2 separate regions of the Homo sapiens genome follow, and region 1 is linked to region 2. A link is an interaction called in ENCODE POLR2A ChIA-PET data of the cell type or tissue named here. Cell type or tissue: A673. All regions are shown on one strand. Each heading gives the region's core, and the rest is flanking DNA. Links, peaks and the distances in the headings are about the cores only.

Evidence for each region. ChIA-PET counts read pairs that join two places held together with the same protein. Peaks named below come from ENCODE experiments on the same cell type or tissue, not always from the same donor. Only the 100,000 strongest peaks of a DNase experiment are listed, where the experiment ranks them.
Region 1: POLR2A ChIA-PET joins it to region 2 with 11 read pairs; 2 of 35 experiments call an interaction of 5 or more read pairs at or near these places.

Annotation. Positions count from the first base shown.
Region 1 is chr3:197,942,483-197,956,474 of GRCh38, forward strand. It overlaps DRC9 (dynein regulatory complex subunit 9), which reads right to left. Exons shown (of 12, transcript NM_032263.5): 3 at 3,138-3,204; 4 at 1,296-1,569. The coding sequence starts at 3,145. RPL35A (ribosomal protein L35a) reads left to right here and starts at 7,708. Exons shown (of 5, transcript NM_000996.4): 1 at 7,708-7,739; 2 at 8,454-8,496; 3 at 8,677-8,829; 4 at 11,521-11,665; 5 at 13,268-13,992. The coding sequence starts at 8,486. The coding sequence ends at 13,291. RefSeq lists enhancers at 7,111-7,330, 7,410-8,192, 8,976-9,757. In A673, for the core only: no CTCF peak of the experiment used is centred there; a DNase peak (open chromatin) is centred at 7,539; H3K4me3 peaks cover 5,128 bases; H3K27ac peaks cover 7,091 bases.
Region 2 is chr3:197,870,990-197,886,465 of GRCh38, forward strand. LRCH3 (leucine rich repeats and calponin homology domain containing 3) reads left to right here. Exons shown (of 21, transcript NM_001365715.1): 19 at 336-473; 20 at 4,709-4,786; 21 at 12,552-15,476. The coding sequence ends at 12,677. Among named protein-coding and RNA genes, the nearest start is that of RPL35A, 71 kb to the right of the region's middle. In A673, for the core only: no CTCF peak of the experiment used is centred there; DNase peaks (open chromatin) are centred at 10,772 and 11,872; H3K4me3 peaks cover 1,419 bases; H3K27ac peaks cover 4,921 bases.

The sequences.
Region 1 (13,992 bases), core at 5,993-13,992, 71 kb after region 2:
AAATTTAATTTTCTTCTCTTGATAAATATGGACTTTACTGTTAGAAATGAAAAGCAAAAACAAAACAAACAAAATGAAAAAAAAAGCAATTTACCCTCTTATTTATATAGCAATTTTCAATGGTCATAGAATCAGACATAAGAATATCTTCTGGGCTGGGTGTGGTGGCTCACGCCTGTAATCCCAGCACTTTGGGAGGCCGAGGTGGGCAGATCACCTGAGGTCGGGAGTTCAAGACCAGCCTGACCAACATGGAGAAACTCCGTCTCTACTAAAAGTACAAAATTAGCTGGGCGTGGTGGCGTAATCCCAGCACTTGGGAGACTGAGGCAGGAGAACTGCTTGAACCCGGGAGGCGGAGGTTGCGGTGAGCCTAGACACTCCTGGGCAACAAGAGCGAAACTCCATCTCAAAAAAAAAAAAAAAAAAGTATCTTCTGAACAAGTTATATAATGTTATTATTTATAACTTGATAAATGTGTACTTCTATTTATAAATTGTTTCCATTTTATACCTACAACCTAAGTTACTGAAATGTACAAGAGCTTAAAAATGCATAAAGACTTTGCTCACTACTAAGTTAATTTTCTGATAACTCAGTGCTGCTTCACAGAGGATTCATCAATGACAACAAAGTCATTTTAGATTAAAGCGTTAAGAGTGGAGTTGAATTTCCTCCCCCTAGTGTTCAGTTAGGTTGCAGCAGCTGAGAAATACAAGTTGGGTGGGACAACTCAGTAATTCCATCTCTTCAGTATATAGATTGTATTCATACTGATTTCAGTAGAGGCCTTTTTGGGTAAAACCAATATACTAGAAAAGGATATTCTGTCTGGTAATATACCTTGAGTTATGGCAATTTCACTCCATCAGTTGAGAGTGCATATCTCAGATAGTTATTGTAGCCCCTTTATCTGAAATAAAGGTGCTATTTCCCACGTGATATTTAATGGCACCAGCCTGGACAACATAGTGAGATCCCATCTCTATAGAATTTTTATAAAAAATTAGCTGGGTGTGGTAGTGCAGGCCTGTAGTCCCAGCTACCCAGGAGGCTGAGGTGGGAGGATCACTTGAGCCTGGGAGGTAGAGGCTGCAGTCAGCCATGATGGCACCACTACACTCCAGCTTAGGCCACAGAGCGAGACCCTGTCAAAAAAAAAAAGAAAAGAAACAAAGAAGGAAAGAGAGAGAGAGAAAGAAAGAAAAATAAGTACATTTAATGGGATAGGTACTATAAATGAGGGAGAAATAAAAAATAAAGCAAAATTAACTCATGGTGAGTGGGTCTATACCACGCAGATGCTCTGTCTCCCTTCGTACTGAACGGGCATGATGTAGTTCAGAATAGAGAGCTGGTCTGTGGTGTCCTCCAGAACTGCCGAGATCCTCAGCACATCTGGAAGGGACAGTGGCTCTAGAGTTTCCGGGATTTCTGGGATGATTTCTATGTCTGTTTCTTTAGGTATTCCTTCTTCTTCTACGGTACTAGGTGGTTCGCCTGTCACTGACACCGTCATCTCAGAATGCCAAACTTTTGGAGGAAGGTTTGAGTCTTCCAGGCTGTCTCTAAGGAAAGAATAAAGAAAAAATAAGTCAGCAACCAATATTTAAACATTACTTTAACTCAAAAGCACAGGCAGCAACGTGCTGGGCTCCTGTGATATTCACATCGTCGTATAATAGAACCTAGATGAAAAAAAAGGAGGATTTGGCGTGTGATTCTGCTAAGTATCTTCCATTTTGACCAACCAAAGGCAAACAACTTACTCTTTTTTTTTTTTTCTTTTTTTCAGATGGAGTTTCGCTCTTGTTGCCCAGGCTGGAGTGCAATGGTGCTATCTCAGCTCACCGCAACCTCTGCCTCCCAGGTTCAAGCGATTCTCCTGCCTCACCCTCCCGAGTAGCTGGGATTACAGGCATGTGCTACCACACCTGGCTAAGTTTGTGTTTTTATTTTATTTTATTTTATTTTATTTTTTTTGAGACAGAGTCTCACTATGTTGCCCAGGCTGGAGTGCAGTAGCGCGATCTTGGCTCACTGCAAGCTCTGCCTCCTGGGTTCACACCATTCTCCTGCCTCAGCCTCCCAAGTAGCTGGGACTACAGGCGTCCACCAACACACCTGGCTAATTTTTTGTATTTTTAGTAGAGACGTGGTTTCACCGTGTTAGCCAGGATGGTCTCGATCTCCTGACCTCGTGATCCGCCCACCTCGGCCTCCCAAAGTGCTGGGATTACAGGTGTGAGCCACCGCGCCCGGCCAGTTTGTGTTTTTAGTAGAGATTGGGTTTCTCCATGTTGGTCAGACTGGCCTTGAACTCCTGACCTCAGGTGATCTGCCCAACTCAGCCTCCCAAAGTGCTGGGATTACAGGCGTGAGCCACCGCGCCTGGCCTACTGTTTAATAAAGGTATGTAGTTCATGCAATTTGGCTATTCTGATCAATTTGAATTTGAGCCAAAATTAACTTTTTTTTCCCTAGGAGTATCTTTGGATGCTAACCAAAAGTGTCTCATGATGAGTGAAAAACAGAATGTGGTATCCAGCCTCCAAGGTGGCCCAAATGATTCTCACTTTCTAGTGTTAACGCCTCTGTGTAGTCTACACCACACCGAGCAGGACTAGCCTATGTAACCAGAAGGTTACGGTGGGGATGACGGAGTGTGACTTGCAAGGCTAGGTGATAAAAGACATTGCAGCTTCTGCCTCACTCTCTCAAATCTCTCACTGTGAGGGAAGACAGCTGCCTTGGTATGAGGACACTTCAGCAGCACTGTGGACACATCCATGAAGGTAAGGAACTAAGGCCTCTTGCCGGCAGCCTGCACCAACTTGCCAGCTCTGTCAATGAACCACCTTGGAAGTGGATACTGCAGCCCCCATCAAGTGTTCAGATCATTGCCACCCCTGGCCAACTTCAAGTTCAGGAGAGACCTCAAGCCAGCACCATCCAGCTAACCTGCTCCTAACCTTGGGACCCACAGAAACTGTGGGAAAGAATAAATGTTTATATTTTAAGTCACTAAGTTCTGGGGTAATCTGTTACGCAGCAATAGATAAGGTATACACAGAAATTTAACAGAAGGCATAATTTAAATACATGTATACAAAAAACATTGGAATTTTAAACATACTCTTCCATTCTTCTGTAGCTTCGTTACCCTCCGTGGTATATTTATAATCTCACAAAAGTGCAGTTACCTAAAATGGGAAAGAAACACTGAGATTAGTTTATGGGCGTCTTGAATGATGTTTCAGTTATTTCTATACCATTTCATTAAGAGAAAATTAAATGATTACGGGAGCTGTGACTATCGCCTCTTTGTGCGGAGTGGAGCAGTCCCAGAGGCGAAAGAGCCTCCGACATCATGGAGTGCAGGTCTATGAAGAAGTCAACTGAGTTATTACTGCTCTACCAAACTCAAGACACATGCACTCTGTGAGCCTCTTCTTTAGGTAAATTAATGTTCAACGTGGTTTTAGTATGTTCTATTATATCACCGATTTTTAATTGGTAATCTCTATATACTTGATTTTTTCTATCATTCTGATTACTGTAATATTTAATTAGGTCACTCAATTCATCTTCTCTGCCAGATAACAGAATTTGCTCCACATGGACTTAGAGGAATAAGTGAGATGACACTTAGAAAAACTGTATTAATTGGGGCCGGGCGCGGGGGCTCACGCCTGTAATCCCAGCACTCTGGGAGGCCGAGGCAGGCGGATCACAAGGTCAGGAGATCGAGACCATCCTGGCTAACACGGTGAAACCCCGTCTCTACTAAAAATACAAAAAATTAGCCGGGCGTGGTGGCGGGTGCCTGTAGTCCCAGCTACTCGGGAGGCTGAGGCAGGAGAATGGCGTGAACCTGGGAGGCAGAGCTTGCAGTGAGCCGAGATCGCGCCACTGCACTCCAGCCTGGGCGACAGAGCGAGACTCCGTCTCAAAAAAAAAAAAAAAAAAAAAGGAAAACTGTATTAATCCTGGAAATCAGTTTAACATTGCTATCAAGATGTTACCCCTCCTCAGTAAACCAAAATCCTTTCTGCTTAAATGAGCTTTACAGTGAAAACCCCTATGGAGAAGTTTGCGTTGTACTGAATGGACAGTGAGTGGTGAGTTTCCAATGTAAATTTGTCCACAATAAAGCAACTCTGAGAGACGTGGTGCAAATATGACTCTTGCAACAAAAATCTTACATGCAAAAATTCAAACACACAAAACAGAATCTTCACATAAATTTGAAAAAGTACTTCAGACTAGCCAAATGTCCTGATGCAGGGGCAGTTTTAGGAGGAAGTAGCATGGTATTAAGCAGAATACCTTTCTTTTTTTCTTTTCTTTTTTTTTGAGATGGAGTTTTTCTCTTCTTGCCTAGGCTGCAGTACGATGGCGCGATCTTGGCTCACTGCAACCTCTGCCTCCCAGGTTCAAGTGATTTCCCTGCCTCAGCCTCCCGAGTAACTGGGATTACAGGCTCACACCACCATTTTGTATTTTTAGTAGAGACGGGGTTTCACCATGTTGGCCAGGCTGGTCTCGAACTCTTGACCTCAGGTGATCCACCTGCCTCAGTCTCCCAAAGTGTTGAGATTACAGGCGTGAGCCAAGGCGCCCAGGCGGATTTTACTTTCTATTTCCATATCTCCTAAGCTGGACCTAGTTGTTGCTGTGTTTGTTTGTTTCCTTGTTTTCTTTTTTGCTTGAACTACTCCAACAACCTCTAAATTGGAAGTGATCTTTTAATTTTTAAATTTTTTTTTTCTGATATCCTGACAGAAGGTTCAGGAAGTGAGCTTTTTAAAATGAAAGGGTGATCTTTTAAAATGGAAAATCTCATCATGTCCTTCCCTAGAACCCTTCAATGGTTTCCCGTTGCCTTAGGACAAAGAAGAAAATTCTTGACTTGGTCCACAAGGTCTGTATGATCTGGGCCCCTCTGTTCCTCTCTAGACCCAACTACAACTGCACTTTCCTTGCTCTCTGGGCTCCAGCCACAGTGGGCTTCTTTCAGTTCTTCTCTGGACTCATGCTCCCTTGCAACTCAGGGTCTTTGCACCTGCTATTCCTTCCAGTGGAGCCACTCTTCCCTCACCTTTTCACCGTGTAAAGTCCCACTGACCCATCACCAGCTTAAGACAGTGTCATTTTTCTAGGTGAAATCTCTAACATTTTCTGTGCTCTGAGAGATGGACCCGTATGGAGTATATCCAGGGGAGATTCCAGAAAGAGATTCAGTGTAGAGAAGTGAGATCAGACATTTATTCTCCCTGCTCCTTCTCTGCCAGAATATAATTGGTTGGTTATGTTCCTCTATCAAAGGTCATGGCTCCTGTCAGGCAATTCTCTCCAAACGTCTCTCTCTGGGCTTAGGTAACTATTTCTTTCCTAGGTCCCGGGAGACTCCATCATCCCTTGTAGTTTCACTCCTGCTTTACCTTTTTTTTTTTTTTTTTTTTTTTTGAGACGGTCTCACTCTGTCACCAAGGCTGGAGTGCAGTGGCAGGATCTCAGCTCACTGAAACCTCCCCCTACCAGGTTGAAGCGATTCTTGTACCTCAGCCTCCCAAGTAGCTGGGATGACAGGCACACACCAACACCCCTGGCTGATTTTTGTATTTTTAGTAGAGACAGGGTTTCACTATGTTGGCCAGGCTGGTCTCAAACTCCTGACCTCAAGTGATCCACCCACCTCAGCCTCCCAAAGTGCTGGGATGACAGGCGTGAGCCACTGCGCCCGGCCCATACTTTGTTTTAAAAAGTATTCTTATCATGCTCTACTAATGGTCATCACCTGCAGTTTGAAAAATGCCTTAACTGACACTTGTCCAAGTGATCCTTTCGCTGACTCGTCAGGCCAGATCAGGCTTCTGGGCACTCATGCCACTACTTTCCCGCAGAGCTGTGTTCACAATTTGTTACGTTAGTGTCAGTTTCCCCCCACTAGACAACTGTTCCATGAAAGCAGCAACATGACAACGATGCTCACAGTTGTATCAGGTGCTAAGTCTCAGTGCTCAATAAGTATTTGTGGAACGAATAATACACGAGCAAACGAATGAAACTCACACTTAATGTGTTATTCCTCCCAGGAGGACTTCCATATAGAACTTTGACAAATCAATATCTAATAGTGAAATTTCTAGCACATTTCTTTCTGGGACAGGGAACACTGGGTGGGGTAGTAGGCTACAAGGTACAAGTTCTATCCTGTTGTATTTAAGAGAGGATCTGATTTTAAAAGTGACTTATATACATCTATTTCATACAACTTCGGAGTCATACTTTACTCTCTCTCATTCCTCATCCACCAGCAAATCTTGCCAGAATTTAAATATATTCAGAATTCCAGTACTCAATATCCTCTGTTTACACACCATCACCTCTCATCATAGTCACTACAGGAACCTATAATTATCTTCCTGCTGATACCCTTGCCTCCCTTCACTTTCAACACAGTGACTTTGTCAATATAGAAGTCAGATAGAGTCACCCTTCTGTTCAGGACCCTTAAATAGTTCCCATCTCAAAGCAGGGGAAGCCTCTTTTACATACTTCCCATCTCAAAGTGGGGAAAGCCTCTTTTACAGTGGCCTCTCTGCTTAATTTTCTTCACAGAAATTATCATCTTCTAACGTGTCATCTATTTTTACTTGCTCATTGTGTTGCTCCGCCTCGTAGGATATAAGCTCCACGAGGGCATAGATTTGTTTACTGCCGTGTCATCTTACACAAACCTTGGTACAGGGTAGTCATTCATTAAACTATGTGTTAAATAAATGAATGAATCCATAGGATAACCCAAATAAATATGCAATAATTCGGAAATGTGAATCTCTGGCGTCCACTAATCCACCTCTACAAGTATCTACGGAGGACCTACTAGGTGCGGACACGAGGCAGCTAAACGAGTTCTCCTAAAAGGGCGATAAAGCCTCCTGCAGGCAGTCCTCCTCATACCTCGGATCCAAAAAGAAGAATGGAGGTAAGAACTTAAGTCATTTCATTCATTTTTTTTTTCTTTTGTAGAGGTTGGGGGAGGTGGTCTCACTATGTTGCCCAGGCTGGTCTCGAACTCCTGGCCTCAAGCGATCCTCCCGCCTCGGCTTCCCAAAGAGCTGGGTTTACAGGCGTGAGCCACTGTGCCCAGTCTCATTTCTTGAAAGAGATAAATAAGTAGAGGGGAGAAAAGAAGTATAGAAAAAGAAAAAAGAGAAGGAAGAGGTCCTGCTGCCTTCGTGCTCCCGGCCTTTCTCTTCCATGCTAGATTAGGATCCCAGAATTTCCGTTCTGTCTATTGCTGTGTGTATCGAGAGAAAAGCACCCCACTGTTGGCAAATCAATCTTACAGTCAATCATTCTTTAGGCAGCGGGAACATCCTCCACTCAGGGTTCGCCTTTCCACCTACGGCGTCCGGGGACGCAGGAAGTAAACTAAGTTGTTTCTATGGCAACGCACAGCTTTGGCGGATTTAGCTGGCTACCATTTTGCCTTCCCTTGTTCCCAAGTAGTACATTTTGCAGCCTACCAAGATGAAAGGACTTAGGAAAATAATTGTAAGAGTGCTATTGAATGTGGCTTATTTCAGTGCGAAGCCGATTTCCGAGGATTGTTTTTCTGGCGTTTGGAGAAGATGCCTAAATTGAGGGCGGAGTCGAAAGATGTTTAATCCCACAAGGCCACGCGGCGGGGCCTCGTCCTTCTCTTACCGCCATCTTGGCTCCTGTGGAGGTGAGTGAAGGGTCTGCTGCTGAAATTTGGGGGCAAATAACCGGAGTAGGTTTGTTCCTGTGCCTTGGCGAGTCGCCGGTGCGTATCGGAGTCTCTGCCAGCCATTGATTTCTACGGGTTTCAAGAAGAGGGAGAACAGGATGGAGGAGATGTTGGGCTGATGGTGTTTGGTCCCCTGACACCCGGAGAACGGCTGCCCGGGTTATCCCAGTTAAATTCCTGGGCCTGAACGGAGTGAAACGATGTTTTTGTTCGTGTGCAGTTGTCCATGAGGCAGTGCTTCCTTCATCCGTTTCCTCCCAGTCCATACCTTCCTTGGCTTGTCTGACCAGTCTCTTTCCTCAGCTTTTCTCCCCCAGCCATTGCATAAAAGTCTTACGTGTGTGTTTCTCTTTAAGGCTTCATTTCTTTTCCTGAGTGTTGCCTACTGATAACGGCATGCATTTTCTCAGGCTTTTCTGAGAGTCATTTTTGTGACTCCTGTCCCTTAGTTTTGTCTTCATTCTGAAGTTTGCTTAGATACCAGCTGTTCTCTGAGGTTTGAATGTCTTGCCGGACCCTGCGTTTCATATGGATGTTCTGGCATTGTTGTCCCCGAACTCCTACATGAAACTCCCATCCAAAAGGAATTTGCTTTAGGGGCTTAAACGAGAGGGGACGAGGTGGGAAACTTGTGTGGCTTGGTTTTAAACTAATCTTTTTGTTTGTTTTAAGGCCTGCTGGGAACGGGACTTCTAAAAGGAACTATGTCTGGAAGGTACGCGTTTTAAATATAGTTCTTTATTTTTGTGTGTTAGACGTGAACGTAAATGCGAGCTTAAAATTGGCAAGAAAAAACTTAGATGTTTGCTCTGAGTAACTTTTGGGTGGGGGTGATTACAAGTCAGATTGGTTTTTTGAAGCTTATGTTTCATGTTGTGTATCTTTTGTGTCTTAGGCTGTGGTCCAAGGCCATTTTTGCTGGCTATAAGCGGGGTCTCCGGAACCAAAGGGAGCACACAGCTCTTCTTAAAATTGAAGGTGTTTACGCCCGAGATGAAACAGAATTCTATTTGGGCAAGAGATGCGCTTATGTATATAAAGCAAAGAAGTAAGTTTATGACACTGGTAGGTTTTGGGTTTTTGAGATCTGCCTCATTTTCTTTTTTATATAACGGAGTCTTGCTCTGTTGCCGAGGCTGGAATGCAGTGACTTGGTCTCCCTCACCGAAACCTCCGCCTCCCGGGTTCAAGCAAGTGTCCTGTCTCAGCCTCCCGAGTAGCTGGGATTACAGGCGCCGGCCACCACGCCCGGCTAGTTTTTGTATTATTAGTAGAGACAGGGTATTGCCATGTTGGCCAGGCTGGTCCCAAACTCCTGACCTTAGGTGATCCGCCCACCTCGGCCTCCCAAAGTGCTGAGATTACAGGCTTGAGCCACCGCGCCTGGCCTCATTATCCTATTGAAATAATAAACAAAAGATTTAGCTGAAGTACTTGGTATTGTTTTTTTGTTTTTGTGACAAGAGTCTCTGTTGCCCAGGTTGGAGGGCAGTAGCGCGATCTTGGCTCGCTGCAGCCTCTGCCTCCTGGCTCAAGCGATTCTCCTGCCTCAGCCTCCTGAGTAGCTGGGCTTACAGGGGTGTGCCACCACGCCCGGCTAATTTTTGTATTTTTACTAGAGAATGGGTTTCCCCATGTTGGCCAGGCTGGATTGGTATTGCTGTGGCTTCTATTTTGCGTCATTAAGGAACTTAATGGGGAGTTTTAGAAGGACGTTACTTCTGAGGGTGGTGTTGGATTTAGGTACCTTTTGCACTTGTAAGCAATAAAGGAGGTAATTCCTTATATTGTGATCCTTTTAAGGTTTCTAATTTTTTTTCTCGGCTCCTTTTGCCAGAATTTAAGGATTTTTAGAACACTTGTGCTTAATGCATTTTGTTAATGCCTTAAAATTATGGGTTTTTTTTTTTTTTTTTTTTTTTTTTGGAGACGGAGTCTCACTGTCACCTAGGCTGGAGTGCAGTAGCACAATATCGGCTCACCGCAACCTCCGCCTCCCGGGTTCAAGGGATTCTCCTGCCTTAGCCTCCTGAGTAGCTGGGATTACAGGCGGCCGCCACCATGCCTGTCTAATTTTTGTATATTTAGTAGAGATGGGGTTTCACCATTTTGGCCAGGCTGGTCTTAAACTCCTGAACTTGTGATCCACCCACCTCAGCCTCCCAAAGTGCTGGGATTACAGGCAGGAGCCACGGTGCCCCGCCCCTTGTTTTTTCTTTTCTTTCTTTTCTTTTTTTCTTTCTTTTTTGAGACAGAGTTTTGCTCTTGTTATCCAGGCTAAAGTGCAATGGCACAATCTCAGCTCACTGTAATCTCTGCTTCCCGGGTTCAAGCGATTATCCTGCCTCAGCCTCCGAGTGAGGTGGGATTACAGGCGTGTGCCACCACACCCAGCTAATTTTATGTTTTTAGTAGAAACGGGGTTTCACAGTGTTGGTCACTCTGGTCTTGAACTCCTGACCTCAAGTAATCCACCTGCCTCGGCCTCCCAGAGTGCTGGGATTATAGCGCAAGTCACTGCACCAGGCCAAAATTAGTTTTTATGCATGCCTAAAGATGTTTATGCTGTAGACTTTTTTTTTTTTTTGAGACAAAGTGTTGCTCTGTTGCCCAGGCTGGAGTGCAGTGGTGTGATCTCAGCTCACTGCAACCTCAGCTTCCCCAGTAGCTGGGATTACAGGCGCGCACCACCACACCCGGCTAACTTTTGTATTTTTAGTAGAGACAGGGTTTCACCATGTTGGCCAGGCTGGTCTCGAACTCCTGACCTCGTGATCCACCCGCCCCAGCCTCCCAAAGTGCTGGGATTACAGGCGTGAGCCATCGTGCCATTGCACCTTAGCCTGGACAACAAGAGCAAATCCTATTGTCTTCACCCACTCCAAGCCAATTAAAATCTCTGGGAAAGTGTTTTAATCATTGCCCCACCTTTTCTTCTACAGCCAATGTGTTCCTTTAAAATTTTAAGTCAGGTGCAGTGGCTCACACTTGTAGCCCCAGCATTTGAGAGCCCTAGGTGGGAGGATTGCTTGATGCCAGGAGATAGAGGCTGCAGTGAGCTATGATTGGGCCACTGTACTGCAGCCTGGGTGACAAGACAACCCCGTGGTCTTTAAAGGAAATATATATAAAGTCATATCCTTTGTACATTGCTCGAACCACAGTAGTTTCTCTCATTCAGTAAAAGCCCGTCATTAAGAGCTCCATAATTCTCTTTATCTCAGCTGGGATTAACCCCTTGGTGTCTTCAGTCTTTCTTCCGGCCAGGACACACACTCCTTGGCCCCAGTGCCTGCGCTAGTCATCCCGTGATCACTTCATGGCATTTCCCCTCCCTTTCCAGTCTTTGTTCCATGGTCACCTCAGTGAGACCTTCCTTGGCTATTTAAAATGGCAGGTAATTCCTCCTTTCTGTACACACAAATATCCTCACACTTGTCCTTTTTTGCTATTTTTTCAATATTGCCTCTGTTATCATCTGACCTATGTATTTTCCTTAAACTTACTTGGTTATCATGTGAAAGATTTTTGTTTTATAGCTGCTGTATTTTACAGAAGGGCCTGGCATACAATAGTTACTCGATAAGTATCTGTTGAATGAATGGTGTTCTAGGCATTTAAAGTTTCTCAGGTGATGAAGTGGGTAACCAGGGTTGAGAGCCACTCGTGTAGAGGTCACCTTGAATTTGTATCCAACTATATCAGCTTGTATTCCTCTTCTTTCCCTTTTTAAAATCAGCAACACAGTCACTCCTGGCGGCAAACCAAACAAAACCAGAGTCATCTGGGGAAAAGTAACTCGGGCCCATGGAAACAGTGGCATGGTTCGTGCCAAATTCCGAAGCAATCTTCCTGCTAAGGCCATTGGACACAGAATCCGAGTGGTGAGTATGGTTTTTAGCAAAATGGACGTCTGATGAATCAGACTAGGTTCAAGGTGTTGTGCTTTGACTTCTGAGGACTTCTGTGGTTGTGAAATTGACACCAGTAAATTATGCTGCAAAATTTGTGTATTGCAGAACACTGGAGAGATAGTAATTGAAAGAATTAGGTGTTTGGTTGTTTGTTTTTTGTTTTTTTTTTGGGGGGAGACAGGGTCTCACTTTGTCACCCAGGCTGGGGTGCAGTGGCATAATCACAGCTTATTGCAGCCTCGACCTCCTGGGTTCAAGCAATCCTTCCACCTCAGCCCCCCAAGTAGCTGGGACCATAGGCGTGTGCCACCACACCCAGCTAATTTTTGGGGTTTTTGTTGTGTTTTTTTGAGACAAGGTCTCACTTTGTCACGCAGGCTGGAGTGCAGTGGCATGATCTCAGCTTGCTGCTACCTTTGCCTCCAAAGTTCATGTGATTCTTGTGCCTCAGCCTCCCGAGTAGCTGGAATTACAGGCGTATATACCACCATGCCCAGATAATTTTTTGTATTTTTGTATTTTGTTTCTCCATGTTGCCCAGGCTGGTCTTGAACTCCTGAGCCCAAGTGATCTGCCCACCTTGGCCTCCCAGAGTGCTGGGATTATATGCTTGAGCCACCACAGCCAGCCTTGAATAAATAGTTTTCTGGTGAAGATATTTATTGGGCACTGAAGTAATTGTTAGAAAGCAACAATTCAACAGTTACGCCTGGCATAATTGTTAATATTTTGCCATTTCCATCATGTCAGTCTTGTTAGAACAGGTGTTAGTAGCTTTATTTTGTACATGAAGAAAACAGACTCTCATGTTCCTAGGTCTCAGGTCTTTGGTGCCAGCCTTGGACTCTAAATTTTTCTCAATTTTCTCCTGTAATTTTTCTCAAATAGTTCGTACTTTTTCTTTAGGGTCCATTTTGGAATGTAGACTGTATATTCTTGGGACCAAGAATATATGCATACCATGTATTCTTGGGGCCAGGGGGTACTGTTGAACCCTGCTAAGTGGTTCATTAGGGTTTATCAACAGAGGAGGCTTTTACTCTGTCTTTAGAAGAAGCAAAATTAAATGTACCTTCAGTACATGTTTTTCTTTTTCTTTTTTTTTTTTTGAGACCAGAGTCTCATTCTGTCACCAGGCTGGAGTGCAGTGGTGGGATCTTGCCTCACTGCAAGCTCCCAGGTTCAAGCGATTCTCCTGCCTCAGCCTCCTGCGTAGCTGGGACTATAGGCACGTACCACCATGCCCAGCTGATTTTTGTATTTTTTAGTAGAGACAGGGTTTTACCATGTTGGCCAGGATGGTCTCTATCTCTTGACCTTAGGATCTGCCCGCCTAGGCCTCCCAAAGTGATGGGATTACAGGTGTGAGCCACAGCACCTGGCCAGTACATGTTTTTTATGAGTGCCGGTTCTTACGGTATGTTCACGTAGAGACTGAAGGCTATAAAAACTTTCCTTACCACTAGAACATGTAATTGGTAGCCTTTCAGAGATTTATCCGTATTACGGTTCTTGATTTGTAGACGTATATATAACATTCACCTAATGTTTTGTGTTCTTTTTTCCCTGCAGATGCTGTACCCCTCAAGGATTTAAACTAACGAAAAATCAATAAATAAATGTGGATTTGTGCTCTTGTATTTTTAAGTGGATTAAAAAACTTACTACCTTAAATTGATTTGCTACATGCTTAAAATGATAGAGGTTGCTCAGCATTTTTGGAGTACAAGGGGGTCAGAGAGACATGTGATGAAAATTACAGGGCGAGTACAGAGATTTAGAAGGGAACGGGTTTTAATGCGAGTATCTTTGACAGAGTCTTGCTCTGTTGCCCATGCTGGAGTGTAGTGGTGCTCGCTGCAGCCTCACATTCAAAGGCTCAAGCAATCCTCCCTTGGCCTTTGAAGTAGCTGGGACCACAGGCTCATGCCACCATCCCTGGGTCATTTTTAAATTTTTTGTAGAGAGGGTCTGACTCTTGCCTATGCTGGCTTCAAACTCCTGGGCTCAAGCAATCCTCCTTCCTTGGCCTCTCCTGAAGTGCTGGGATACAGTTATGAGCCACCACACCTGCCAAGTGCTTTGTGATACTATGCATTTGTTCAATGCAGATTGGGAAACTTAAAATTTGAATGGAGATTATGTTGATGGGCTTTGGCAGTTCATTTGGATAGACTGGGATGAGAAGCTCTTGGGACTTGTGACTGGACAAAGCATTCCAGTATATTAAAATAAAATTAAGCCATATTACTCCACTCATAAAAAGCAATCCTATGGTAGGTACATGGAGGTTGGGA
Region 2 (15,476 bases), core at 6,869-14,868:
TGTGTGTGCACACATATATAAATATCACACTTACACATATATAGTGAGTGATTGCCTCTTTATTTTATGTTGGAATTGAAGGAGAATCTAGGTTTTTTTTTTTAATCAGAAAGTTGTAAATGAATTTTTGTTGTACTTTGTACCACTATGCCCTGGCTGCCGTCCATATATATTAGATCTCCTTAAGTTAAACTTAGGATAGAGGGATAAAATGGATATTGTGGTACTTATTTCCTTTTTATCTTGATTTTTAATTAGATTTCATTATAACTCCCTTATGTCCTATATGTCAGTCTTTCTTCAATTAATCTATTACATGTTTTTTGTTCTTTCAGCATATTGAGTACCGGTTGAAAGTGTCTCTACCTTGTGATCTCGGAGCAGCTCTAACTGACGGTGTTGTTCTTTGCCATTTGGCCAATCATGTGCGACCTCGATCTGTCCCAAGCATTCATGTTCCCTCACCAGCTGTAGTAAGTTGATAATCCTAAAAAGCCTTGGCTATTCATCAGACATTTGTTAAGCACAGTGGACAGACATTTCTTAAGCATTGTGCTAGATATTAAGGATACAGATATAAAGAGTCCAGTCTCTACCTTCCTGGTCTCACTTCTACTCGAGAAGAAATAGACATGTATACAGCTACTTACAGCAGTGCGATAAATGTAAGAAAGGCATGTACAGTGTGTGTTATAGGGATATAAAAAGGGGCCACTTAACTCCACCTGGAGAGTTCAGGGAAGCCTTCCCAGAACGGGCAAAATTTGAACTAATTCTTGAAGTTTAAGAAGGAATTTTCCAGCAGTACAGAGAGGGGAGGGGGCCTTCCAGGCATAGGATTTCTAGATTCAGAAGCTAAGGAAAGTTTGGCTTTTACTTAAGGAATTGGTAAATTGTTCAGAATGGATCGTGCACAGGGTTGTAATACAAATGGTAAGGGGTAAGGCTAGAGACGTGAGCTGGGGCCGTGGTACAAAGGCCTTATGAACCGTGTGAAGGACGTTTACCCTAGTACAGACAATGAGGATACACTGAATTAAAGAGGGAATACCATGATTCTAACTGCAGTTTAGAATGACGAATCTAGGCTGGGCGCGGTGGCTCATGCTTATAATCTTTGCAATTTGGGAGGCCGAGGCAGACGATTGCTTGAGCCCAGGAGTTTGAGACCAGCCAGGACAATATGGCAAAACCCCGTCTCTACCAAAAATACAAAAATCAGCTGGGTATGGTGGCATGTGCCTATAGTCCCAGCTACTCAGGAGGCTGATGTGGGAGGATCACTTGAGCCCAGGAGTTCGAGGCTGCAGTGAGCCGTGATTGTGCCAGTGCACTCCAGCCTAGGTGAGAGAGCAAGACCCTGTCTCAAAGAAAAAAAAAAAAAAAAAAAAGGAATGATGAATCTAGGTGCTAAGTGAGAAATGGAAAAATTAAAGGTGGTACACTACAAAGATGCCCAAGCCAGGCTCAGTGGCTTGTGCCTGTAGTCCCAGCTACTTGGGAGCCTGAGGCATGAGGATCCTATGAGCCCAGGAGTTTGAGACCAGCTTGGGTGATCTTGTTTCTTAAAAGAAAAAGGAAAAGAGACTGGGTGCACTGGCTTACGCCTATAATCCCAGCGTTTTGGGAGCCCGAGGCTGGTGGATCACCTGAGGTCAGGAGTTCGAGACCAGCCTGGCCAACATGGTGAAACCCCAACTCTACTAAAAATACAAAATTAGCCAGGAGTGGTTCATACATCTGTAATCCCAGCTACTTGGGAGGCTGAGCCAGGAGAATCACTTGAACCCAGGAGGCGGAGCTTGCAGTGAGCTGAGATCGCACCACTGCACTCCAGCCTGGGCAAGACAGAGCGAGACTCTGTCTCAAAAGAAAAAAAGGGAAAAGAAAAGAAAGATGCCCAATTAAAAGGCTGTTGTATTAGTCCAGGCCAGGAAGATAACAAGCCGGGACTAAAGCCTGGACTAACTGGGCAGTGAGAGGGAAGATGGTTCAAAGGTAAAACTGACATGATCTGTGACCGACCTCAGGTGGAAGATGAGGGAGAAAATGCATTCAGGATAACTGGCAGGTTCTCTTTGCACTGCTGGTCAGGTCTGGGCATCAGTTTCAGGATGGCAGTCCACAAAAGAACAGGCTTTGGGTTGACACACCCCTCCTCTGTTTTCCTCACATTTTTATCATGAAAAATTTCAACCTTCAGAAAAGTGGAAAGAATCCTACAACGAACACTATTAAAGTCTGCACCTAGATCTGACGTTTCTTGCATTTTGCCGCACTTGCTTTATGTATCTATATTTGTATGTGTATTTTAACTACACCATCCAAAACTTACAGATGTAATATACTTTTCCCCCAGTGTGTTTCAGGGACCTGTCCTAGGCCACCTTGCTCTTCCCTTAAGCCCATAGCCAGTGACGGACAAGCATGGGGCTGAGCCCTCCTACCTCAAGGAGGGAGTGTCGTGTGGTTCACACTTGTGAGCTCCCTGTGGGATCAAGCTGAAGCTGAGAAGGAGACAAGCAGGAGGATCACCTGTGGCTGGGAGTTTAAGACCAGCCTGGGCAATATAGTGAGATCCCATCTCTACAAAAATACTTAAAAAAATTAGGCGTGCACCTGCTACTCAGGAAGCTGTGGCGGGAGGATCACTTGGGCCCAGGAGTTTGAGGCTGCAGTGAGCCACGATCATGCCACTGCACAACAACCTGGGCAACAGAGCGAGACCCTGACCCTAAAAAAGAAAGAAAGGGCCAGGCACAGTGGCTCTTGCCTGTAATCCCAGCACTTTGGGAGGCCCAGGTGGGCAGATCACGAGGTCAGGAGTTCGAGACCATCCTGGCCAACATGATGAAACCCCATCTCTACTAAAAATACAAAAATTAGCTGTGCATGGTGGTGCACACCTGTAGTCCCAGCTACTTGGGAGGCAGAAGCAGGAGAATCACTTGAGTCCAAGAGACGGAGGTTGCAGTGAGCCAAGATAGCACCACCACACTCCAGCCTGGCGACAGAGTGAGACTCTGTCTCAAAAGAAAAAAAAAAAAAAAAAAGACTGAAAGGAAATGAATCAAGTGTTGTAGTTACATTTAAATGATGAACTATGGGTAATTAATTTTTTTGGCTGTTCCTCCAAGTTTTCTTTAGTGCAGGGGTCCCCAACCCCTGGGCCACAAATGGGTACCAGTCTGTGGCCTGTTAGGAACTGGGCTGCACAGCAGGAGGTGAACAGGCCAGTGAGCAAAGCTTCATCTGTATTTACAGCCACTCCCCATTACTCACATCACCACCCGAGCTCTGCCTCCTGTCAGATCAGCAACAGTATTAGATCCTCAGAGGAGCATGAACGCTGGTGTGAACTGCGCATGCGAGGAAGGGATCTAGGCCACGGGCTCCTTATGAGAATCTAATGCCTGATGATCTGTCAGTGTCTCCCATCATCCCCAGATGGGACTGTCTAGTTGCAGGTAAACAAGCTCAGGGCTCCCACTGACTCTACATTACGGTAGATTTCATTATGTATGATTATTTCATTATATATTACAATGTAATAATAGAAATAAAATACACAATAAATGTAATGTGCCTGAATCAGCCTGAAACCATCCCCCCCAGCTCCAGCCCTGTCCATGGAAAAATTGTCTTCTGTGAAACCAGTCCCTGGTGCCAAAAAGGTTGAGGACTGCTGCCTTAGTGTTACACTGTTTTAAAATGGAAAAAAAAAGTTTGTAACTATTCGTTCAAAGTTTTTCTATTTAGTACTTGCCTTCCAAAATCAAAGCCAATGTCTCAAGTGTGGGGTGACAAAGTACTGCCCACAGGCCAGCACTTCTTCTTGTAAATCAAGTTTCACTGGAACCCAGTCACACTTTCTTGTTTGCATATTGTCTATAGTTGCTTTCAAGCTCCTGGCAGACTCGAGTGGTTGCAACAGTTCTTTTTTTTTTTTTGAAATGGAGCTTTGTTCTTGTTGCCCAGGCAGGAGTGCAATGGTGCGATCTCAGCTCCCCACAACCTCTGCCTCCCGGGTTCCCGGGTTCAAGTGATTCTCGTGCCTCAGCCTCCCGAGTAGCTGGGATTACAGGTGCCCGCCACCACACCTGGCTAATTTTTGTATTATTAGTAGAGACGGGGTTTCTCCATGTTCGTCAGGCTGGTCTCGAACTCCCGACCTGAGGTGATCCGCCCACCTCAGCCTCCCAAAGTGCTGGGATTATGGCGTGAGCCACCGCACCTGGCATTGCAACAGTTCTTATGGCCCTCAGAACTAACATTTATTATCTGATCCTTTAAAAAAAAGTTCGCTGACCCCCTAGTCTACAGCATTGAGAGTTATGAAGCGATTGCCAGGAGTATTTCTAAAGTTAGCAAATATTTTTTAATGTTGCTAGTAGGCTGGGCATTTAGCTGATGCCTCTGATCCCAGCACTTTGGGAGGCTGAGGCAGGCAGATTGCTTGAACTCAGGAATTCAAGACCAGCCTGGGCAACGTGGCGAACCCTGTCTCTACAAAAATTGCCCAGGTGTGATGGCATGCAACTATAGTCCCAGCTACTTGGGAGGCTGAGGTGGGAGGATCACCTGAGCCTGGGAGGTCAATGATACAGCGAGCCAGGCTTGCGCCACTGCACTCCAGCCTGGGTGGCAGTGAGACCCTGTCCCAGAAACAAAACTTCTCTAGTAACACATTTTCTTTTCCTCATTTCAGCCTAAATTAACAATGGCGAAATGCAGGCGAAATGTGGAAAATTTCCTAGAAGCTTGCAGAAAAATTGGTGTACCTCAGGTAATAAATTTATCATTTTTTATGTTGCCTAAATAGACTTGGTTGTCCTAAAATTTTAGAAATGTAAATCTCTAAAATCTTACAGGACTAGCTCTGAGCTAAGTCGATCATAATTAACATGACTTTGTGTTACAAGAGTCAGTGTACTTTTGAACAGTTTTCCTTGATTATTTCCAAGGACCACACAAAGAAATTATAAATATATAGATTGAAATAAGTATAAGTAATTTGAAATAATTATTCTATTTTCCTAAACTTTCCCACTTGCTATTTGACAACTAAATATATCCTTCAAAAACTAAGTATATCTCAGATTGAGAATGCTGCAGTTGGCTTCAGTGTTCTAACACTTGCTTTGATACTTTTTAAAATGTTTTAGACTTCCAGAAATGTTGAAAAAATAGCCTAGAGTTCCTTTTGTATACTTCAGTCAATTTCTTCTAATGTTAACTAACGTCTAATACAAACATAGGACAGTAATTCAAACTAAGTAACATGAGAACAATACGATTAACTGAATTACAGGCTTTATTTGGATTTCATCAGTTTTTCCATGAAGCTCTGGTTCTTTGGAGTCTGGCATGCAACAGGCCATTTCTAAGCTGTTGTCCTGCTATGAGGATTTATTGCCTCCAGCTCAGTTATAACTTTATTGCCCTTTAATATTACAAATAGTTAAATTTATTTATAGATGCGATTAAGGGAAATGAACTTGATACAGTCTTATCCAATAACCCCTTTAAAAAGCAATTATATTAAACCAACTAAGTATTATACTATTAAGGAATATTATGTGGTATAAAGACAAATTTAAAGAAATAAATGACTTGGTGCCATGTGATACTTTTTCATTAACCACGACCATTACAAGTCTTGTTAACATATTTTGTCTATAGCCTGCAAGGAGGAAAACATGATTCTTCTCTATCACCTTCTAATTAGGTATCAGTAACTCAGGGGTGGCCCTGGGGCTCATCAACAGCTCCACCATTGCTCTCAGAGTTTGGTTCCTGTTCCTGTAGCTTCCATGACAGTGATTCTCTTTACCCAACTCACCGCACCCATGGCAGTGATTCTCTTTACCCAACTCACCGCACCCATGACAGTGATTCTCTTTACCCAACTCACCGCACCCATGGCAGTGATTCTCTTTACCCAACTCACCGCACCCATGGCAGTGATTCTCTTTACCCAACTCACCGCACCCATGGCAGTGATTCTCTTTACCCAACTCACCGCACCCATGGCAGTGATTCTCTTTACCCAACTCACCGCACCCATGGCAGTGATTCTCTTTACCCAACTCACCGCACCCATGGCAGTGATTCTCTTTACCCAACTCACCGCACCCATGGCAGTGATTCTCTTTACCCAACTCACCGCACCCATGGCAGTGATTCTCTTTACCCAGTTCACCGCACCCATGGCAGTGATTCTCTTTACCCAACTCACCGCACCCATGGCAGTGATTCTCTTTACCCAACTCACCGCACCCATGGCAGTGATTCTCTTTACCCAGTTCACCGCACCCATGGCAGTGATTCTCTTTACCCAACTCACCGCACCCATGGCAGTGATTCTCTTTACCCAACTCACCGCACCCATGGCAGTGATTCTCTTTACCCAGTTCACCGCACCCATGGCAGTGATTCTCTTTACCCAACTCACCGCACCCATGGCAGTGATTCTCTTTACCCAACTCACCGCACCCATGGCAGTGATTCTCTTTACCCAACTCACCGCACCCATGGCAGTGATTCTCTTTACCCAACTCACCGCACCCATGACAGTGATTCTCTTTACCCAGTTCACCGCACCTCTTTCTAACTAGCCAGGAGTTGACTAGGCCACAGCATCACATGTTACAAAGTGAAAGAGAGAGCGCCCAGCTCCACAGATCATCTGTGTCAGCCAGCAGGATTCCCAGGATTGTTTTTCTCTTATGAAAGTAGATCATCATTCTATTATTTATTTTTTACTTTTTTCTTTTGCTGTTTTTTTTTTAACTGAATTATACAAGAATGGAAATTTACATAAAGTGGTAGTTAGCAAACACCTTTTTGATTCCTATGGACAAATTGAAAGCAAAATTTTCGTTTTTATATTATGTTGTTTTATAAAGGGTCATCTTTTAGAACAGACCTTTTTAAATATTTTGAGAGCACTGAATATGGTTTCTGAAGAAATAACATACATTCTTTTAAACAAGTTTATTCTAATAGTGCACATTAGCCTCCAGTTCTTCCCTTCTGCTTCCTAAAGAGGTTCTTGCTACACAAACATCCAGTGTCTGCTCTAGTTCCCTGCCACAGTGTCTTTAAACAAAGAGAGTATGGCATGGGTTGGTGCAGAGAATGGGAAATGCAAAATAGACAGGAGAGTGCTGAAAATGGCCCCACTCAAGCAAGTCATGTTGACTTACCAGATGTCAAAACCTGTTGAAAGGTCTAAGCCTGTCCGCGGGGCTTTCGGAAGCATCCTCTGAGGGTCTCTGAGATTTAAAGTCCGTACCTTGGAATTATTTCAGGATGTTCCCACCATCAGCCAACAAAGTACAAAACAGTGTGCCTTAAAATACACATTTAAGTTGGTATTTGCATGCAGTGGTTGACCATGTTTGTTATGGGCCAGCCTGCCCCTGTTCCTACCAGAGCTGTGCTGTTGGAAGGCAAGTACGAAGAAAAAAAAAATACAGTTTTAAAAGACTGGGTCTTTTTCCAGAGTGGTTAGGCTGAGGTTTTGATGCATCCTCCCTCCTTCTCCGTCACCAGAAAGAGGAAATGGACGTTCCCATAGGCTGCCCCTTCCTTCTCCCCTTCCACCTCCCACCCACGTCCCCACCACAACCACTGCCAGTTTTACACGGCTTCCTAGCAAGCTGCTACTTCTGCTGAAAAATTAGTCATCTGTCTAGAACAAAGTGAAAGAAAATGAATAAACGCACAAACTCGTAGGTTCAAACTAGCCTTCTGAGGTCCCTCTGCCAGAGGAAGAGAAGAAACTTCTACCTCCTCGTCTTCCTTTTTCTCCTGGTCTCCAGGTCATTCTGGCCTTTACTTAAACATCCCCACTTTGCTCTGTGTGACTTGAACATTGGGAATGTAATAATGACCACTTTTGAAAATGTAAAACAGAAAACAATATTACAAATATTTTTGTCAGATTCTATACCCAGGTAAGATAGATAAAGACAAATAATTTCCCTTCTCTGTGTAACTTTTAAAGTGTTGTACAAGTTAAAGTATGAGTGAAATACTGAAGAACAAGGCAGTTATTAAAAACCTCTGATGACATTGGGCATGTGGGTATTTGCTTTATTTTTATGCTTCTATTCAATATGCTACATTCAAAAAAACTGTAATGGGTGATTAAAAACTTGTATCTGAGTCCAGTATCTTTTGTCCCAGAGTCGTTATGTTATGTGTTAAAGGATGTCTGTCTCCCTGTTGTCAAGTCCATTCTTGTATTTATTTAATGAATTTTGCAATCTGTAAAATGGAGGGTTTGGATGATCTCTGAGGCCCTTAACAGCTCTGCCTTCATTTTGAACACATTCTCGAGCTGGACTTGGTTAAAATAGACACCCCCTGGCCGGGCGCGGTGGCTCACGCCTGTAATCCCAGCACTTTGGGAGGCCGAGGTGGGCGGATCACGAGGTCAGGAGATCGAGACCATCCTGGCTAACATGGTGAAACCCCGTCTCTACTAAAAATACAAAAAATTAGCCGGGCGTGGTGGCGGGCGCCTGTAGTCCCAGCTGCTCGGGAGGCTGAGGCGGGAGAATGGCGGGAACCCGGGAGGCGGAGCTTGCAGTGAGCCGAGATCAGCGAGACTCCGTCTCAAAAAAAATAAAAAATAAAAAAATAAAATAAAACAGACACCCTCTGATTTTTAGAGGAATGCCAAGTCATTGAATGCATTTGGCTTCTGGGTAGTAAATTACCCCCGGATCATGAGGCTTTCCTCAGTCTTTGAACCTTTTTGATGTACATGGCTTTCTCCAAAAACGTCCGTCTCCTCAGCCTCTGCAGTTTTCGTCCTTGCTTTCTGACCTACTTTTTTTTTTTTTTTAAATAGAGGAGAATGAGTCAGGAAAGAGGTTGCTTCACACACACCTCACTACATTCAGGCCTCACACGACCCTAAACCAACATCCACTTCTGTGTATTGTATTTTTTTTTTTTTTTTGAGACGGAGTCTCGCTCTGTCACCCAGGCTGGAGTGCGGTGGCGCGATCTCGGCTCACTGCAAGCTCCGCCTCCCGGGTTCCCGCCATTCTCCTGCCTCAGCCTCCCGAGTAGCTGGGACTACAGGCGCCCGCCACCACGCCCGGCTAATTTTTTGTATTTTTAGTAAAGACGGGGTTTCACCGTGTTAGCCGGGATGGTCTCGATCTCCTGACCTCGTGATCCACCCGCCTCGGCCTCCCAAAGTGCTGGGATTACAGGTGTGAGCCACCGCGCCCGGCCTGTGTATTGTATTCTTAATGTTCAGACCAGTCACCAACAAACGAATTTTATTCTGCTATTTAGTAGTAAGATCAGGCTCAGCATGGAGAAGATTCTTTGTAGTTTGGGTTTTCAGCGTTTTATTTTTGTTCCTCAATGTAAAAATGTTACAGGATGTGTATATGTGAATATGACTGAGATGATCATATGAATTCTATACTCAAATCTGCATTTCTGATCCACTGACTTTGTTTTTCTGTTTTCCTTTCCTGCTTACACTTTGGACAGGACAATCTTTGTTCCCCTTCCGACATCCTTCAGCTAAACCTCAGCGTTAAAAGAACTGTTGAAACGCTCCTTTCTCTTGGGGCACACTCAGAAGAATCCAGTTTTGTCTGTCTCTCTCTGCAGCTTCTGGGTTTTGTGGCATTTTACTGTACTGTGATGTTAACTCTCTGTGTGCTTTATTACTGGCTCTTCCCCGCTCGCTGAAAGATTGCACTCCGGTGACTTTCTGCCTCATTCCTGTGCTTGGTAAAGGAGGTTTGTTTCTCATCCAGAATTATTTACATAAGTGCTTTTTCTCCCTGCTGGCCCTCAAAGAGCTAACCCATAAAGGAGGTAAATCCTTTCTTTATATTTGCAGATGAGCACCCCCTCACATTAGTAAACATTTACGATTGCTAACAAAGAGTAAAAGACCAGCATTTTTTCTCCTGGTCATCCGTCCATTCTCCTGGCCTGTGGCCTTGTTTCTCTTACCATAAATGCTGAAGCATTTTTACTAATACAATTCTGAACTTGTACTTCGAATATGACATGTAGAGCTTTATTTCCAAGTCACACAATACAACTCCCATCTGGCCATTTTTCCGTGCCTCAGCACAAGTGTTGAATTGTGGAGTGACTGAACCTTTGCAGCAGCTGCTCACGAGGAGAACCGTCGTGCCTTTTCTGGTTTTGGCCGCACCCGGTTACTTAGATTTCTGCTTTGAACTGTGTCCTGAGATCCTGAATCCCCGCTTTGTCGGTAGGCACAGGTCCATATAAGCATTTGCGGTCTGGACGTTTCAAAGGTATTGGCCATAATTTTAATAATTTTAGTTTGGTCAGAATGTTCAGTTTGAAGATCACCCACATTCCCTAGACTGCTCTTCTGAGCCCAGTCTATACGCTGTATGTGCTGCACACGAGCAGATGGGCTGGAGCTGGCCTCTCAGGGTGGGCACCTTCCAGATTGTGTTTGTTATGTGTGACTGAGGTTCACTCCCAGCATTCTGTTTAAATTTGGAATTTATGTGATTTCTAACATATTCAAACCTTCTTAATAGTGAAACAGTAGCAGGAGAAGTATTAGGGCAGCAGTCCCTGTTCTGTGCTCAAGGCAGTGAATATTGTCTAGCTCTTTCAGAATGCGTAGCACTTAGCTGCTAGACGTTAATGCTGGAAACTATAATTGCGGTTAGATTCTAGTTTCATAAGTGGTGTTTCTGAATATTCAGGAACCTTCTGAACTCTGTTAACAAAATTGGGATAAAGGATGAACTCAAGTGTGAAGAGAGATTGTGAGGAGCATAATATCCGGTTTAGAATTCAGCCTGAGGGAGGAGCATAACATCTGGGTGTAGAATTCAGCCTGAGGGGCTCACTGGTTTGGTTTTCTTCCATATGAAATGGGACAGCTATTTTCACAGGTCAAAAGACTGTTCACTATTAATGCTGAAACACTCAACACTGTGATGATGAAAACTTCAGTTTTCTGTGTCAGTAGGTGCCTTTCAGACTTTGGGGAATTGGGTTGGTTATATTTTTAAGATGTCTCAGAGTTGAAACACCTGTTAAAAAACACACACAGGCTCTCATGTGGTTTAGGGGTTGTAATTGTACATTCTCTTGAGAACACACGGCACTCCCTCTAGTCCAGCTGGGAGGTGAGGGTGCCCCAGAAAGCACAGGCTTCTGAGTGTGAACACCGGCCGCGCAGGTCCTAGGGCGCTGCTGAGAGGAAGAGACCAGGGAATCAGCCTTGGAGAAAGCACGTCTCTTCCGACAGCAAAACACTGGGCAGGTTCATTTTAAGTATCATTTATCTAGACTTGCAGTTGCACTCAAAGTATTTCTACAAAGTTGCTAGTTTTTTTAGATCAAAAGATTACAGTTACCTCATTTTATCAAAATAAGTATTAAATAAAAAGTAAGCACAAGTACCAATAACTGCCTCAAAAATACTTGTTATATATTTTATTGTAACTGGTTTTATAAAATTTCCTAGTAATATCGTCTCAATGAAAAGCAAAACAAAAAACAAAAAACAAAAAAACCCAACTAGTTGTTTTAACAAACATATATAATCTTTTTTTAGTGGCACCAGAATTCTATATTCTGTTCTTTGTAAGAGCAATCTCTTTTCTTTTTGGAATATTTAATCTTAACAGAAAGCTAGTGATAAATGCTGTTCTTAAGATTTGCCTTTTTCTCTCACAAGAAAGGGTTAACCTAACAAATTAACGATGCACACATTAAGGAAGCGTTTAACTTCCTCAAGCAAACAGTGTCAACACTTCTCACATGTTGGTAATCAACATGTTCCTGCCTAAGCTTACATAGTAGTTCCCTGGAATAATTCAGGCTGTTAAATACCAGGATATTAAATCCTTTACATTTTCAAATACTGCTTTTAATTCTGTAATTCAGATTTTTAATTCAGACAGGCCCTTCCATGAATTATTCAAATTAGGGGGAAGTTTCTCAAGAGCTCAGGATACACTGAGTTTCTTGCCCTATCTGGTCTGGAAACCCTGGTTTTCACAGTCAGGATTATAATGCAGATAGCGTAGAACTCATGCAGGCTGAGTTATGTTTTCAAACTATCTTTCATTCTTGTGGTAGGGAACTTACCCTCAAGTGTAGTATCTTTTACTCTTGAGCCATCTGGTAGCGTGGAATTGTTTTTCTATTTTTCACCTGCCTATTTTATAGACCTGTATTGACCTTTTATTCATCAGGGATAAAGGATGTTGCTTTCACCCTGCGGTATTGTTTTCCCTCTGTTGTATGTATAGATATATGCTACTTGTCAATTTTCCAATTTTGAAAATGATCTGTATGTACTTTTAGTTGTATTAATAAAGTGACAGTGAGTGTCAGACACCATCTCTCTAACTCATATTTACACTGAGGTCAGTTTCCCAGGTACTAATTTTCATATCTAAGTTGATGATTGTGAAGGGGAGAAGTGCTTATTTTTTCCTTTCAGTTCTATGATATTCATCCGATTTTCTTTTTTGTTTGTTTTCATGTTACGTTGTCCCTTTCAGGAGCAATTATGTTTGCCTCTCCACATTTTAGAAGAGAAAGGTTTGAGCCAGGTTGCAGTGACGGTCCAGGCTCTCCTGGAACTTGCCCCACCCAAGCAACAGCAGCACCAGTTATCTGCTGTTTGAGGATCCCCAGGACGGTGGGCACTGGCCTGGCCAAAACAAGGAACAGGACACCGTGATTGCTGCTGCCAGCTGTCTGCTTAAACAAAGCTCTTGTGTGTTCTCAGAAGGGACCGTTCCCATGATTCCTAACAGGAATATTTTGCTTCATTTCTCCATTTTAGGGGAGGTTATTTCCATTTCCATTGAATTTTTTTACGAAGACACCATTGGTTTTCTCAGATGAAACTTCTCTTACTGAAAACCCAGCACCTAACTTGGCTGTGTTTTCCTGGAGAGCAGGCGTGTTTCACGTGCCAGAAAGCACATCTTCTGTGTTAGGCACAAGCATGCTGTGCCATTGTTTTTACCTGGTCTCAAGACAACTGGTCTGCTGGTTTCTAAACTTGGTTGTTCATTAGACTCTCCTGGAGTATTTGTTAAAATACAGATTCACATTCAGTAGAGCTGGGGTAAGGCCTAGGAATCTGCATTTTCAACAACCATTGCACATGTTTTTGTTTTTGTTGGAGAAGGAGTTCTGCTCAGTCGCCCAGGCTAGAGTGCAGTGGCATAATCTCAGCTCACTGCAACCTCCGCCTCCCGGGCTCAAGCGATTCTCCTGCCTCAGCCTCCCGAGTAGCTGGGACAACAGGTGCCCGCCACCATGCCTGGCTAATTTTCTTGTATTTTTAGTAGAGATGGGATTTTGTCATGTTGGCCAGGCTGGTCTCAAACTCCTGACTTCAAGTGATCCACCTGCCTCGGCCTCCCAAAATGCTGGGATTACAGGCGTGAGCCACTGTGCCCGGCCTCCCAGAGTGCTGGGATGACAGGCGTGAGCCCCCGCGCCCGGCCTCCGAGAGTGCTGGGATTACAGGCGTGAGCCACTGTGCCCGGCCTCTGAGGGTGCTGGGATTACAGGCGTGAGCCACTGCGCCCGGCGCCCGGCCCATTGCACGTGTTTTTCATGTAGTGGAACCACTGTTCAAAGCTAGATATTTGTATGTTTGCGGGGGAGGGTAATGGCCCCCTGCATTTTTCACCCACATTTAAAATCAAAAGCTATATTATGAGGAGTTGGACTGTTCTGTCAAAGGCAAAACAAAAATAATATAGAAGGCCTAGGTTTTGCATAGTCTTCTTTTTTTTAAGAGTTGGGGTCTTGCCGTATTGCCCAGGCTGGTCTGAAACTCCTGGGCTCAACTGATCCTCCCGCCTCAGCCTCCCAAAGTGCTGGGATTACTGGAGTGAGCCATCGGGCCTGGCCCAGATTTTGCATAGTAAAACAGTGAAACAGATAGAGTTGTATTTAAGGTCAGTATTCTAGGCCTCCCTTCAACTGCAGTCATACCATCATAGAAGATAGTTCTATGTCATCCTGTTATCTGGACATTATAATAAACAACAAGCCCTCTATACACAGGTTCCAAACCCCGTTATCTAGACATTATCAACAACAAGCCCTCTCTCTATACAGAGTTTCCAAATTCTGAAGCTGATAGCGCACTTGGTCTCACTGAGCCTCCCTCCCCGCCCTCCTGCTGCTCCTCAGACATCTGGGCCTGCAGACACATTGCAGTTACAGCACATACACTTCTAGCTCGGAAAAGCCTAGTTTCTTGTATTTCTTTCAGGTAACTGCCAGTTTCTGTGGCTGAATTTAAGCACTTACAGCATCTTCCTAGCTGGGTGTGGTGGCTCACACCTGTAATCTCAGCACTTTGGGAGGCTGAGGCGGGCAGATCACCTGAAGTTGGGAGTTTGAGACCAGCCTGACCAACATGGAGAAACCCCGTCTCTACTAAAAATACAAAATTAGCTGGGCGTGGTGGTGCATGCCTGTAATCCCAGCTACTCGGGAGGCTGAGGCAGGAGAATTGCTTGAACCCAGGAGGCGGAGGTTGTGGTGAGCCAAGATCGTGCCATTGCACCCCAGCCTGGGCAACAAAAGCGAAATTCCATCTCAAAAAAAGAAAACGCGCCCCATCTCGCTCCACCACAAGCGCCTTTATATACTCAATGATGGGTGGAGGAAAAGGGCCCAAGGGCTCACACCGCACAGGAGCCTTTACTCAAGTTTCAGCTAGTTTTCCTTCCCCTGCATTTTGAACTCCTTTTAGTTGTTGGTGATATCCTTTGGTGTTCACTGCCTTTGTAAAACAAGTAAATAAAGTAAGCGGAAGATATCTCTTTTGTTTCTGTAGTTGTTAACTGTTCTGGATTTTCTTTACAATGCATCCATTTGGGCATAATGTTATCCCTCTTTTTATCAGGTAAATGTAGCATCTAAAAGTAGCTTTGGATCAAATCATGTTGAATACCTGGTCAAAGTAATGTTTTCTTCCTTGTTCTTGCAGAGAAACAAATTCATCAGAACATTACCACTTGACCAGGTTTAAAATTGTATAACAGGCTGGGCATGGTGGCTCATGCCTATAATCCCAGCACTTTGGGAGGCCGAGGCAAGAGGATCACTTGAGCCCAGGAGTTTGAGAGCAGCCTGGGCAACATAGCAAGACCCTGTCTCCCAAAAATTAAAAAAAAAAAAAAAAAACCAGGTGTGGTGGCACCTGCCTGTACTCCCAGCTACTCAGGAGGCTGGGGTGGGAGGATCACTTGAGCCTGGGAGGTTGAGGCTACAGTGAGCCATGGCTGCACCACTGCACTCCAGCCTGGGCAACAGAGTGAGACCCCATCTCTAAAAATAAATTGTACAACATCTAACTTCAATGCCCAATCTTATAGAACAAAAGTAAAATGTCTTTATGTAAGACCCCATTATATTTACAGTTCCCAACAGACCCACCAACTCTTATATAC